Linked DNA regions of Homo sapiens: region 1 is linked to region 2. The links are chromatin contacts, found by Hi-C in ENCODE. All regions are on one chromosome and are shown on one strand. The core of a region is the stretch at or near the end of the contact, and the rest is flanking DNA. Distances in the headings are between cores, read along the strand shown. Region 1 holds the start of AMOT (angiomotin). Region 2 holds the start of RADX (RPA1 related single stranded DNA binding protein, X-linked).

Region 1 (6,206 bases), core at 2,489-4,988, 6.2 Mb before region 2:
CTTTAAATCCAAACTCGGTTTAAACAAACTGAAAGGTTTTCAGGGTGAAAACAAAGAAGTCTTGCATGGCAGGATAGAAGGCTTGGAAGACCTGGGTTAAACAGAAGTACCAAAAAGCTGTTTGCCACAGGTTAAGAAATGACTCACACACAGCCTGACTCACCATTAAGTTCAGAGTTCTGCTAACTCTACTCCATCAAAATTTGGAGAAGAGTAATGCCCAAGCAGGGTTTGAGGAGCGGATGTTAAACGAATTAAGTGTTTTAGAGGTTTCCATTGCTCCAATTCCATTGCTCCACAGTATAAGTCGCTGTGGGGAAAGGAAAGCATGTTAGAAAAGTGTTTTGAAGGCAACTTCAAGGCTAGGGGCAGGCATACTACAAATGAGCCACCAGGCCTTTGTTACCAGGATTTTTTTAAATAGCATCTTCCGTAGTAGCAAAAGATGGGAAATAGCCCAAATTTGCTTCCATTTTTTTTAGAGATAGAGTCTTGCTATGTTGACCAGGCTGACCTTGAACTCCTGGCCTCAAGGGATTCTCCTCCCTCAACCTCCCTAGTAGTTGGAACTATAGGCGTGTGCCACCACCGTGTCTGTCTCCCAAATCCCCATTTAATAAGGGGATGAGTAAAGGAATTTTGGCACAGCTATGCAATAGAATATTGAGTTATAATAAAATAAATAAGGTAAACATAGTTATCCTGAGATGGAAGAATATTTCAAATACATTGTTGAGTAAACAAATGCAAGGTGTGCCTTGATTAATGATCCCACTTGTAAGGAACAAAAAGGGAATATGCACTCATGCTTGAATATGCAAATAATCTATTTGGAAGATGACATACAGTCATAAAGAGAATGGGACTATGGGAGCAGAGTGGTGGAGAAGAACTTTTCACTGTAGTCTTTCAGTACCTTTTTGTTTGGTGTTTTTTGGTTTTTTTTTGACGGAGTCTCGCTCTGTCACCCAGGCTGGAGCGCAGTGGCCGATCTCAGCTCACTGCAACCTCCGCCTCCCAGGTTCAAGTAATTATCCTGTCTCAGCCTCCCGAGTAGCTGGAGCTCAGTGGCTGATCTCAGCTCACTGCAACCTCCGCCTCCCAGGTTCAAGTAATTATCCTGTCTCAGCCTCCCGAGTACCTGCTACTACAGGCGCATGCCACCACGTGCAGCTAATTTTTGTATTTTTAGTAGAGAAGGGGTTTCACCATATTGATCAGGCTGGTCTTGAACACCTGATCTCAAGTGATCCACCCGCCTCAGCCTCCCAAAGTGCTGGGATTACAGGTGTGAGCCACCGTGCCCAGCCCAGTACCGTTTTATCTGAATTCTTCCATGTGCATGTTTAACTTTTTTCACTTGGACAGCATTGATTTTAACAAATATCCTTTTGCCTCTGTGATTGGTAGTAGTCCTGCAGCATATACCCGCCCCCCCACATCTAGCTCTCCTGTCCACTCCAAATAACAAGGCTGAAATAACCTTTCCTTGCTTCACAAACCAGGTGTCTCCATATTTTGAACATTCAAAAACTCACTTTCTCCATGAAAAATCACCCAAATAACCTCACTTCATACATAAACAGAATCATAACGAGAATCATTTTGTGCACACTCCTGCTTCTGAATCTTTCCACAGCTCCTAGCAGAGCATGCTGCACACTCCATGACATGCAATAGTCCACTACTTTTCCTGCAGAGTTGGATTCTGAGCCCCTGTTTACTGTGTGATAGTGTTTCCTTTAAGCACACTTCCTCTTGCATGCCTTGATCCATGGCCCCCCAGATGGCTCCCATTAGGCAGGCTTGAATTGGATGTCACTCTTTCATTGGCATGAGCCATTATAATGGCCTTGCGCTGTCAAGGCGTTTACATTTAGGCTTGCTTCCTACTTGAAATGTTTTCTAGGAAATATGGATCTGTAGAGAATGGTGGTTTCCATGGTAAATGTTCCTTCATATTTGTTTTCTTAAGTTCACTTCGGAGATACACAGCATGATTTCCTCTTTCAGTACCAGAACCACAATAGCTTTAAGTTGTCATGAAATTGTAGAACTTTAAAAAAGAAATCTCACCCACCCTGCTTAGAAAAGGGGTAATTTATTATTCTAACTGCAGGGAGTCAACTTCATATCCACCCCCAAAATTGTAGGAAAAGAGTTGACTTTTTAAAATAAAGCCACAAAACCTACACGACCTTGGATGTAAATGCTTAAAACAGATGAGCAAAATATTGATCCTCTAACACATCTAAGACTCTCCATTATGTTTCACACACAAGTAGGAACACATACATGTGTGGAGTGCTTTATAGTTTTCACACACATTTTATTTTCATACCAGTGCCTTTAAGTTAATAGGGCATGTCTTACAGCATTTACTTACAGGTAGAAAAATTAAGGCTGAGAAGTTAAGCCACTTAACAGAAGTCATACAATTAGCTAGTAAGTGCCAGGGCCCCAAATGAATTCTTCCTTTGGTTCCAAATTCCATGTTATTTTGCTACCCTGACACTGTTTCTTTGTGCCTTCGTTTTTCTAGATGTAAAATGGTAGATTTTCCGTGTCCCAGGATGCTGTTCTCAACCCTCTCGTTTTTAACCAATGTCAGCTTTTTTCACAGTCAGCAGAACACCACAATGACACTTCATGTACTTTCCCCCCTCCTGATTTAATAAACTAAGGGGGAAGAAAAGTTACCTATTCGCAGAAAGCTGGACAGTGCCATAAACATAAAGGCGTACCAGAGTCGGCCGACACACTGTTGCACTCTTTTATGAGACTGAGAAATAAAGCGTCTCATCTTTCTCTTGCCAGCAGTAGCTGGGGTAGAACATAGAACTACACAATAGCCTCTTGTTTAGTTTTATTAATTTTGAGGGCGGGTGGGACAAAGGGATCAGACTGGCGACTCCAGGGCCCAATCGCAAGCGTATACTAGGCCAGGCTGGGCCAACCGGTAGCTGCAAAAGAATGGTGGGCGGGACTTACGCTTCAGGGACGCGCTCCGCCCAGGCCGGCGCTCCCAGCCCGCCCAGGGGCGGAGCCTCCGCGGAGCGCCGCCCGCGACCCCTCCTCCCTCGCCCCTCAGCTTCTGCGGCCCGCCAACGGGAGGGGGGCAAGCGCCCGGGGCGGGGGAGCGGAGGAAGAAAGGAGGGTGTCTCGCAGAGCTGTGACCTGGGTGGGGGCCTGCTGGTAATAGGAAGCAAGAGGGGAAGGAAAACGAAGGAGCGCTTCTCCTTCCTGCATTATTTTAAGCAGGCTTTGGTGGAAGCTGCTTTTCAGCATTTCTATTATTTGTTTTTCTTCCTCCCGCAGTGGGGCGGGGAGCTGCACTGGCTCTCCCACGCGTCTATGCCGCGCTGTTGCCGCAGATTATTATTGTAGTCTTTTGCAAAACCCTTTCCTTCTTCCCAGCCAGTCCCCGCGCAGACTCTCACGGCTACGGCAACCGAGTCGTGCCCCTCTAGTGGGAAGGCGAGAGCGAGGGTCCCTTGCTTTCGCCCGAGCTCCCGGACCCCGCGGTTCAATTGTTTGAAACTTCCACGCCCCCCGGCCCCGCCTCTCTTCCGCGCTCCCCTCACTCCTCACTTCCAGGGTCCAGGCAGGCTCCCGCCCTTCTTTCCCCGCCCTCTACTCCGCCTTCCTCCCTCGTCCACCCCTCCCGCCGCCCTGCTCCGGGGCGGTCCTAGCCGCTCACCGCAAGAAGAAAAGCCACCCGTTCGTCCCCCTCCCCTACCTCCCATCCTTTGCCCAGGAGCTGCCTTGGCAGTCACGCCCCTTCCTTCCGAGGAGCTTTCTGGCTGCCTAAACTGGTAGACCCCCTGAATTACTCCTCCATCTCCGCTCTCTTTCGCCTCCTCTTCTCTTAGTTCTCTCCGCCTCCCCCTCAACTACCACCACCTCCAGTCAGTCTCGCCTCCGGCTATCCGCTGCTCCACCCTCTGGCCCGGTATCCTGCCTGTCCGCTGCCACCAAGGAGAGCCCGGACGGAGCAGCGAGGAGGGGAGCAGCCGGGAGTTGGGGCTTCCCCCCTGCCCATCCCTGGCCGCTGGCCCGGGACCGAAGCCACTTGAGCGAGCAGAGAGTCGTCACCTTGTCTTCTTTGCCTTCAGGGGTAGGAGACGCGTGGTTACTTTTCGCGGGGAACTGGGGCAGGAATCCATGGTGGCATGAACTTGGTCGTGCCCTCGGCGTGAGTGAATCGATCTAGGCGCGTGTGGGAATGCCCGTGTGTTCTACTTTCTTTGCAGCTCGCCATGAGTTTTTTTGGATGTGCAGCAAGTTAAATCGGTTAGAGTGTGCGCTGCTTTCCCGTCCTACTTCGGTGAGGAGATGCTAGTGGGTACCACTACTAGATGGTACTTTTACTTCTTTACCTCCTGGGGTTCTTGTGGGTCTCTAGGTAATTAATCACATTGAGGAGCTAAAGACCCGAGGGAAGCTGAAATCTACATTTAGCCCAGCATGCATGTCAGTGCTTATCTCAGATAACTAGATAGGTTTCTGCTAAGTGCTTAGGCTTGGGGTGGGGACTCACACTCCCTGAGGCGGGAGCAGGAGGGGTAGGACCGTGAATTCTTGAAGTTTTAAAGTCTGTGTAATCTAAAACAAGGCTACTCTTTGAGATGTGTGGTGGTGGTGGTAGTGCTTGTGGTGGTAGTGATAGTGGTGGTGAGGAGGGAGTTGCCCCTATCTGCTTTAGAAGATCCAAAGATGTTAGTAAATAGTTTTGGGGGATCTTGAGGGTGTCTTGAGGGTCCAAGCCTGGGCCACTGCACATTGGTGCTTCAACAGTAAGATGGGCTTCATGGGTTTGTGAAAATGAAGAGAAAGAAAAGGGGGAGGGAAAATAACAGTCTTTAATAGACTGTGAGCAGTTCCTGGTAGATTGCCACTAATAATAATATAATAATTTGCATAAAGGGACTAAGTAGAATTAAATGAGCAAGGAAAGAGAAAGTTGGTGAGAAACAGCATTTTCAATCTCTAGTGTATGTTTTAGAACGAACTTTTCAACAACCTGGGATGTTTAGTGCATGAAGTTCTCCTCCCTCCCCGCCATGAAGAGTGGACGTTGGGAGGCAGTTTAAAACTTTTATGAATATAACCCTCTTCTCCCATTCAGAGAAGAAGATAATTAGTCACCATAATCTTCAATGATGAAGGGCTAAGGATATTTAAGTCTCCTTGAGCTAGGCTTTGTGAAAAGTTCTTTCTCAGGCCAGCCTTTGTGAAGCCTTCTCAGTTAGACCTTTCAGCACCCTCATTTAGTAGCTAAGAATAGTTTGAAATGCCATTTTGGATGTGGTATACATTTTCATCCATCTCCCACCTATCTTCAATTGGACAAGTGCGTCAAGCCTGTAAGTGATGGTGTTCAAAGACTTATTACTGAGATGTCCTTAACCCATTGCTTATTTGGGAACACATTATTAACATACATTTTAAAATAACTTTGGTTGATTTTAATGAGTGAAAGGAAAGTAGGAAGGTAGAGAAGGGCGACAATTTTAAAGGCTATCCTGTTTCAGATCAGCTGGGAGGGAAAAGCTGGCCTGACCAAACTACATTTTATAACTGGCCTGGGACATTTTAACAGCCAGGTGGTTGTAGAGTAGTTGCCTCTATTTACAGATGATAACTAAGGTTCCAACTATTCTGTATGGGTTTATCCGGCGTCATTGACAGACACTTTCTGGCACTACATCATACTTCATTTTAAATTACTTCTTTCCTTGGAAAAGTTCGTGGCTTTGTAAAATTGTAAGTGCTTTTTCTACCTTCACAGTCTAGATGTGAAGTAAACCTCTGACCACAATTGTATGTGGAGTCACTTTTACATGAAATTTGTGGATCTGTTTACCTATTTAAAAGATTTTAGAAAGGGAATTTTAATAATTCATAGTCAATGCAGTTTTGGATTTGGAAATTAAAATTTCATTTCTGGTTTATGAAGTTTGATTTATTAGACTAATTCCCAACAAGGACATTTGTAGAGTTGCTTTTTCTTTCTGAGGTTTTGTAAAGACTGCATCAGACTCTAGAATGCTTTAAGAATAGCCTAATCAGAAGGCAGGGGGATGGATACTATGACCTTGAGGTCCCATTGAGTGCCAGAATTCTAAGTGGGTACATCTGCTTCTGTGCCTCTCCCAAGAGCCCTCTCCCAGGGCCTGCGCCTTCTTTAAAAGGGTGTCTTTGTA
Region 2 (6,154 bases), core at 1,956-4,455:
TTTACTGAAAGTTCGCCATCCTCCGCAGTACGGCCTGCCTTCCAGACCCCGGTAGAGTTTGGGTTGCTGCCTAAATGCAATGGGAGCCACCTGAGAGATTTAGGCAGGAGGGTGTGGCACAGGCTAACTTCTATTTTTAAAAGCTATATTTGAGGTTACAATATGTGTTACCCTTCAGATAGGGTACTGACCAGGAGGAGGCATGAGGGAGACTTTTGGGGTAACAAGATACAGAAATGTTCTATATCTTAAAGGGAGGGGGGTGATGGTTACACAGGTATATGTACGTGAAAATTTATCAAGCTGTATTTTTAAAACCTTTTTTTTTTACTGTGTACAAGGTAAACTTTAATGAAAAGTTTCAAAAGCACAAACGTGTGCCATAAACAAAGTTAAGAGAAAAAGAACAGAATGAAAGAAAATAATTTGCAGTATATAGCAGACAAAATTTTAATACCCATTAGCAAAGGAATCCTATAAATTAATTAGAAAAATGTCAAAAGATGTATTTAAAAATAGTAAGATATGGGGAAATGGGCATTCTCATATGTATGTTGGTAAATGTAAATTAGTACAACCTTTTCAGAAGATGATCTGTCTATATCCACAAAATTAAAAAAATTAAATACCTTTTAAGCCAGCAATTTCGCCAGAGGAAGCCGTTCAACAGCAATGCTTGAACATAGTAAACAAAAATATGTGTACATTCTAATGATGCTTATCATTGTATGTAATACTAAAACACTAATAAGTGCCTAAAACTACAAATTACCTATTCACATGGGCATGATTATAGAAATTATGGCACACCCATGCTATGGAATATTGTATGTACAGATGTACATGAAAGATGCCTGAGATGTGTTCAGTGGAAATAGCAAATCACACAATGCGACATTAATTCCTTTTTTTTAAAAAAATACACAACAAACTGCTGACAATTTGAGATTTTTAGAAGAAAGGTGAAGGCACTAGGGAAGGTGAAAGAGGTCTTTCACTTCTCCCTAATATTTTATTATTAACAATTTGAAACATATAGCAAAACTGAATAAATTTTACAGTGAACATCAATATGCCCACTTCCTAGATTTTATCACTAACATTTTACTATACTTTGGTGGTATATTTCTAACACAATATACTTTCAAATATACAGATTGGGTTTTATTTTGGCATACAGACATTGCCTTTTGTATTATAAATATGGTTTTAATGAATGAATAGATATTACGACAAAATACATTTTACAAAGTATTAATCCCCTCAACTTTTCTTGTAGGGCACCAGTTTTTCATTTACATATTCAATTCTAAAAATTAAAGTGATCAACATTTAGAGTAGTAATGCACTACTGCCTTATTTCACACTTGAGATAAAATCACTCCATTTTTTCATCCCTGAAATAGCTATCTTGCTTTTTAAAATTTAGTTATTTAAAATATCCTTACCTACACATTTCTATAACATCTTTTTTCCTTACAACTGGATGTGACTATAATTGCATGGTTTTTGAGCTAGTTATTCTTTTACTTTCAAGTTTGTTGCTCTTACACGTCACAGTAAGATTATCCGTGATTTAGCATTGTGACAACATTGTAAAAGGGACTGAAAAGCAGTAATGTAGAAAATTATAGTCTTTCTCCTTCCAGTACTTTCTCTTATTTTATTTTTTGCATTTTATTTCTTTCCCCATTTCAAACGTGTTCATGCCTACAGTACTATCATTCCCCTTAATTTCATCTGTTAGAGAAAAAAAACGTATTTTAGAGCAGTTGCTGATGGCAAGCTAGTGTTTTCAAGCTAACTTCCTACTTCTGATACAGAAAAATTGAAGTTCCCAGATCAGTACTCTTTGTGGTGAGTAATAAGAAACAAGAAAATGAGAATGTCAAGCCTTCCCATAAAAATCACACCGTTAAAAGGTGATATTTACATAACTGTTACACGGCGTTTCAATCAATGTAAAGTATTAAGGAATACATCACGGAGCATCCTTTTTGAATGAAGATTAAAACATGCAAACCCGCAAATTTTTACAACCTTTATGCTAAATTCAAATCTATAAGCTCTTCAACCGACACAACGTACTATTTCCACAACTGGATTGGGAATAAAACTAAGATTAATTCCACCACAATCAAACATGTAACGAACGTATGAGGAATACTGACTCCCACATCAGTACGTTTGCCAGACTGAATTTTAAGATGTAGTCAAACACACTTCCTGAATTGGCCACTTTTGCAATCAAAGAAACAAACAAACAAAAAACACCAACAAAAACCACTGGCTGTGCAAATTTCATTGAGCATCCCTTGGTCATTTAAGAAAACTTGTCTACCTACCACTCCTGGCTTGTAATTAACAATACAAAAGCATTTTCATTTCCTTTCCCGTTCACGCAAGCTCCTGAAAACTATTTTTTTTAAAACCCTCTGCCGTTCTTTCCAAACACTTACCGCTAAAGTTGTGTTCCTCAGGTTGCTTGTCTGTTAACCAGATATCTCCATAGGGATCTTCGTTATTCCACAGCGCCAGGTAATGACTCTTCCCGCCTCTTAAAGGCCTCTCTGGTTTCTCCTGGTGCGCTCTATTTCTGAAGGGAGTTTCTAAAGAAATACTGTCTGAAGTCTCCCCACAGTGGACGTTATCTATGCACAGGATCCCCTGGCCTATCCTTTTCTCATTGTAAAGACATGAGACCCTGGAAATTCTCATTTGAATGCCAACTTTAAGAATATTTTGATATACGAGAGAGTTCAAGCTGGGGTCCAGGTAGCACTTCTCCTGGTACACCCCATCTGAGATCGTCACATCATAGCAATAAAGGGGAGGCTTGGGCACCGTGTCGCGTGGCTCATCCTCTAACAGGTACCTCTGGACGGCCAGCACAGTTACAGGCACCACCTCCGAGGGGGTGACACACTGGCGAGGTGAGTCCATAATCTGCTCAAGAACCTTTTGGATCCAGGACCTGGGCCCTTGGGAACCAGCTCTTCGGATCACCCCTCCCGGGACCCCAGCCCGATTCCTCTCAGGGTTCGGCCAATCTAGCCCTGCATGTGAGGGACCAGCCTCAGGCTGTCCTGACTCACCAGACATTGTTGGATAACTGCGTACCCGCTTCACTCCCAAAAGCTAGTTTGCCCCGTCCAAAGCGGAGAGAAATAAAACCGCGCGCTTTGGCGACGATCGCTACTCTGCCCCTGCTGACAGGCAAGACTCCGCCCCGTAGCGAGGCTGCAAAGACTTTACGCGTGCGCGCGCCAGCTCTCCCACCCCGCCCCTCGCTCCGAGCGCTTCCGACTCGAGACACTGTTACTAGGCAGTCACACGCGCGAGTTACGTAGCAGGTCGTCCGACCTTGTGCCCGCCGGGTTGCCGTCTGGGGGAGGGATGACAGGGGAAGGGGAGGGGGAATCGGTGGTTGTCATGGTTCTCAAAGAGGGAGGGGGAGAGCGCTTGTGGTCCCCTGGAAAGGAGGATGCCTAGAGGCAAGGGAAAAGAGAAAGTGGCAAGAATCAGGGTGCAGAGTCAAAGCTCAGGGATTTGGGGGTTTGGGCTTTGGGCCAGGAACAGAAAGTAATTTAGAGTTGGTTAACATATGTTAATGTTATAACATGGGTTTCCTGTAGTATGAACAAAACCAGATAATTTATGCAGAGCCTCCAGGACAGACTCTAGCACAAAAAGTCCTCAGTAAACATTAGCTGCTATTGCGATTAGCATTAGCATAATTATCTGTAGTGGCTCCCTGAGTGTAGGGTGGGTGAATTAGTGTTTAAGTGCAAATGAAAATAGAAAACTAGAACTGGCTTGTAAAGGGCTGCCTTTAGATTAGACTTCTTAAAATGCAGCTAGTTTTAATATAATACCTGGCCTAATATACATCTAGGGTAGAGATTTCAGAAACTTTGTTTAATGTTTGTTTGTTTAATGCAAGGCATATATCAGGAACGAATGTAAAGTGAAAAAGCTGATAAGAATAGTAAAAATTAAGGATAAAATATTTAATAGATGTACTTAGATCCAGTATACATAGAAGGGAGTAATTGTTCTAAGAATACTTTTTAAGATGGTTATGAGCTGATTTTGTTTATACTAATTTCCTTTGGCTCTCTATTTTATCATTCTTTATTCACTATTTATGAAGTCTCTATATGAGGTAGGCACTGTTTTAGGCCACTGGGGATAACTGTAGTCAGGGTCCTTCCCTCAAGTTTCTTCTCATTGCTTGGGCTAAAGAGCCCTGCCGTTATTAATACTTAACTAATTTACTCATTCTATACAGATTTCTTGAGTGTCTGGTCTGGGCAGGGTATAGCCTTGCTAGGGAGACCAAAAAACATAGTAAGGGGAAATAAAGTGGAGGGAACAGGAGTTAATATTTTATAAAAAGTATGATTACAGAAAGGTTCTCTAGTAAGAGACTGAACAGAACAGAGATGTGCAGGAAGTGAGGAAGTGAGCTATGTGGATATCTAGGGGAATGGCACTTGAATCAGAGAAAACAAGAAGAATAAATTCCATGAGACAGAAGCATACTTGATATTTTCAAGGAAATGCATAAGCCAATCAGCCGCAGTGGAGGGGCGAGGGGGAGAGTGGTAGGAGGTGAGGTCAGAGAGGTAGCAGGGTTTCTTCTATTATGAGCAAAGGAGTGACATGACACTTAGTCTTGAACCCCACTTCCTTCATGATGCCTCCCCTCACCAATTCAGTCTAGGATAATCTTTCTCTTCTCTGTATCACCTTGTATCACTCATTTGATACTTATCATCTAATACTTGCAGTTAAAAAAAAAAAACTTAATGTATGCGTAACTCAGAGTTTCTCAACATGGGCACTCTTGATTCTTTGGGCCAGAAAGTTTTTTGTTGTGGGCTGTCTTGTGCACTGTAGGATGCTTAGCAGCATCTCTGGCCTCTACCCATTAGATACCTGTAGCACCTCCCCCTCCAGTTGTGAGAACCAGAAATATCTCCAGACATTGCCAAATGTCCCCTGGGGTAGCAAAGTCGCTACAAGTTGGAACACCCGATTATGATCTGCATTAACTAGATCTTAAACTTTTCGAAAGCAGAAACTGATTTGTTCTTTCACTACTGCTATGCATAAAAGGCACTCAAATATTTTAAATAAGTAAAACATATAATTCCCAGTGCCTCTCTACCAAAGGGAATATACAAGTGTGGCTTTCCATAAACAAACAAATGCAATATACAAAAATCCAAATTTACCAAACATAAAATAAGTTGCCTGAGTGTAGGTACTTTGTTATGTAAACTGCAGAATCTCCAGTGGCAAAATAAGTATCTAGCATATAGTAGGTACTCAATAGTTTTGTTGAATGAATAAATGAAATTATGGATTTGTATTGCATTTACTGTAGGGGTCATTAAATGTCGACTATCTCTGTTGTTTATCAAAGGAGAATGTGTTTGAAATATTTCAAATCTATTCCATCAGCAGCCCCTAAACTATATATGCTCAGTGAAATTTATGACTAATAGTATTGTCTCATCACATTCTGTGTCCTTCCAGCTAATTCATGAAAGATGGATATTAGCAGTGGTGCTTAGTATTTGGATAATTACTGGAATTGGGAAGAAATAGCACTAATGTTTAGTTTTACACTACTACTAACAACGATGTATGGTGACTGTGGGCACACATTTGGAGACTTATATTGCTCTACTGACAATCTGCTGATAGTGTGCAGCTCCCCAAGAATTAATTTGCCTACTTGAGTAGTGGTCACACCTGTGAAAGTATGAATGCTCTCTGATTTGGCGTTACTAAGCACCTGTTTTAGGATCAATTTCACAATAATAGAAAAAGTAAAGGATATGACCTTCAAAGCCAGTAATGAGTATTATTAAGGTTATTGATCTTTTTCTCCTCTCAGATCTGGAAGGTTTATTACAGTGCCTTCCAGGGTTTAAAATGGTAAAAGTAGGCAAAACAGAATTTTATAAAATGGAATGTTCTAAGATATTCAAAACACCTTAAATACATTATGAAATGTATTTTGGTTGTCCACTAAATTTGGTGCAGCTATAAGCCACATTGATTTTCTTCATCTTTAAAATTGAACTAATAAAAGTAGTCATAGTTGTTGAAAAAATTAAGTTAGTTCATATGGGCAAAGTGC

Evidence for each region. A loop is a pair of places that touch in the nucleus more often than their neighbours do. Pooled maps may share reads with other maps.
Region 1: a map of B cell shows a loop between it and region 2 (29-fold over the local background). The contact joins the promoter of AMOT here to the promoter of RADX in region 2. A Hi-C loop is called at or near these places in 2 of 168 maps with a recorded cell type or tissue (B cell and CD8-positive, alpha-beta T cell) and 5 of 50 pooled maps.

What each region holds. Positions count from the first base shown.
Region 1 is chrX:112,838,363-112,844,568 of GRCh38, reverse strand. It overlaps AMOT (angiomotin), which reads left to right and starts at 3,738. Exons shown (of 14, transcript NM_001113490.2): 1 at 3,738-4,117. LOC107985651 (a long non-coding RNA gene) reads right to left here and starts at 2,843. Exons shown (of 3, transcript XR_001755993.2): 1 at 2,701-2,843; 2 at 164-310. RefSeq lists a silencer at 2,893-3,232.
Region 2 is chrX:106,609,029-106,615,182 of GRCh38, reverse strand. RADX (RPA1 related single stranded DNA binding protein, X-linked) reads right to left here and starts at 3,205. Exons shown (of 14, transcript NM_018015.6): 1 at 2,460-3,205. The coding sequence starts at 3,102. RefSeq lists enhancers at 2,641-2,980, 3,021-3,210.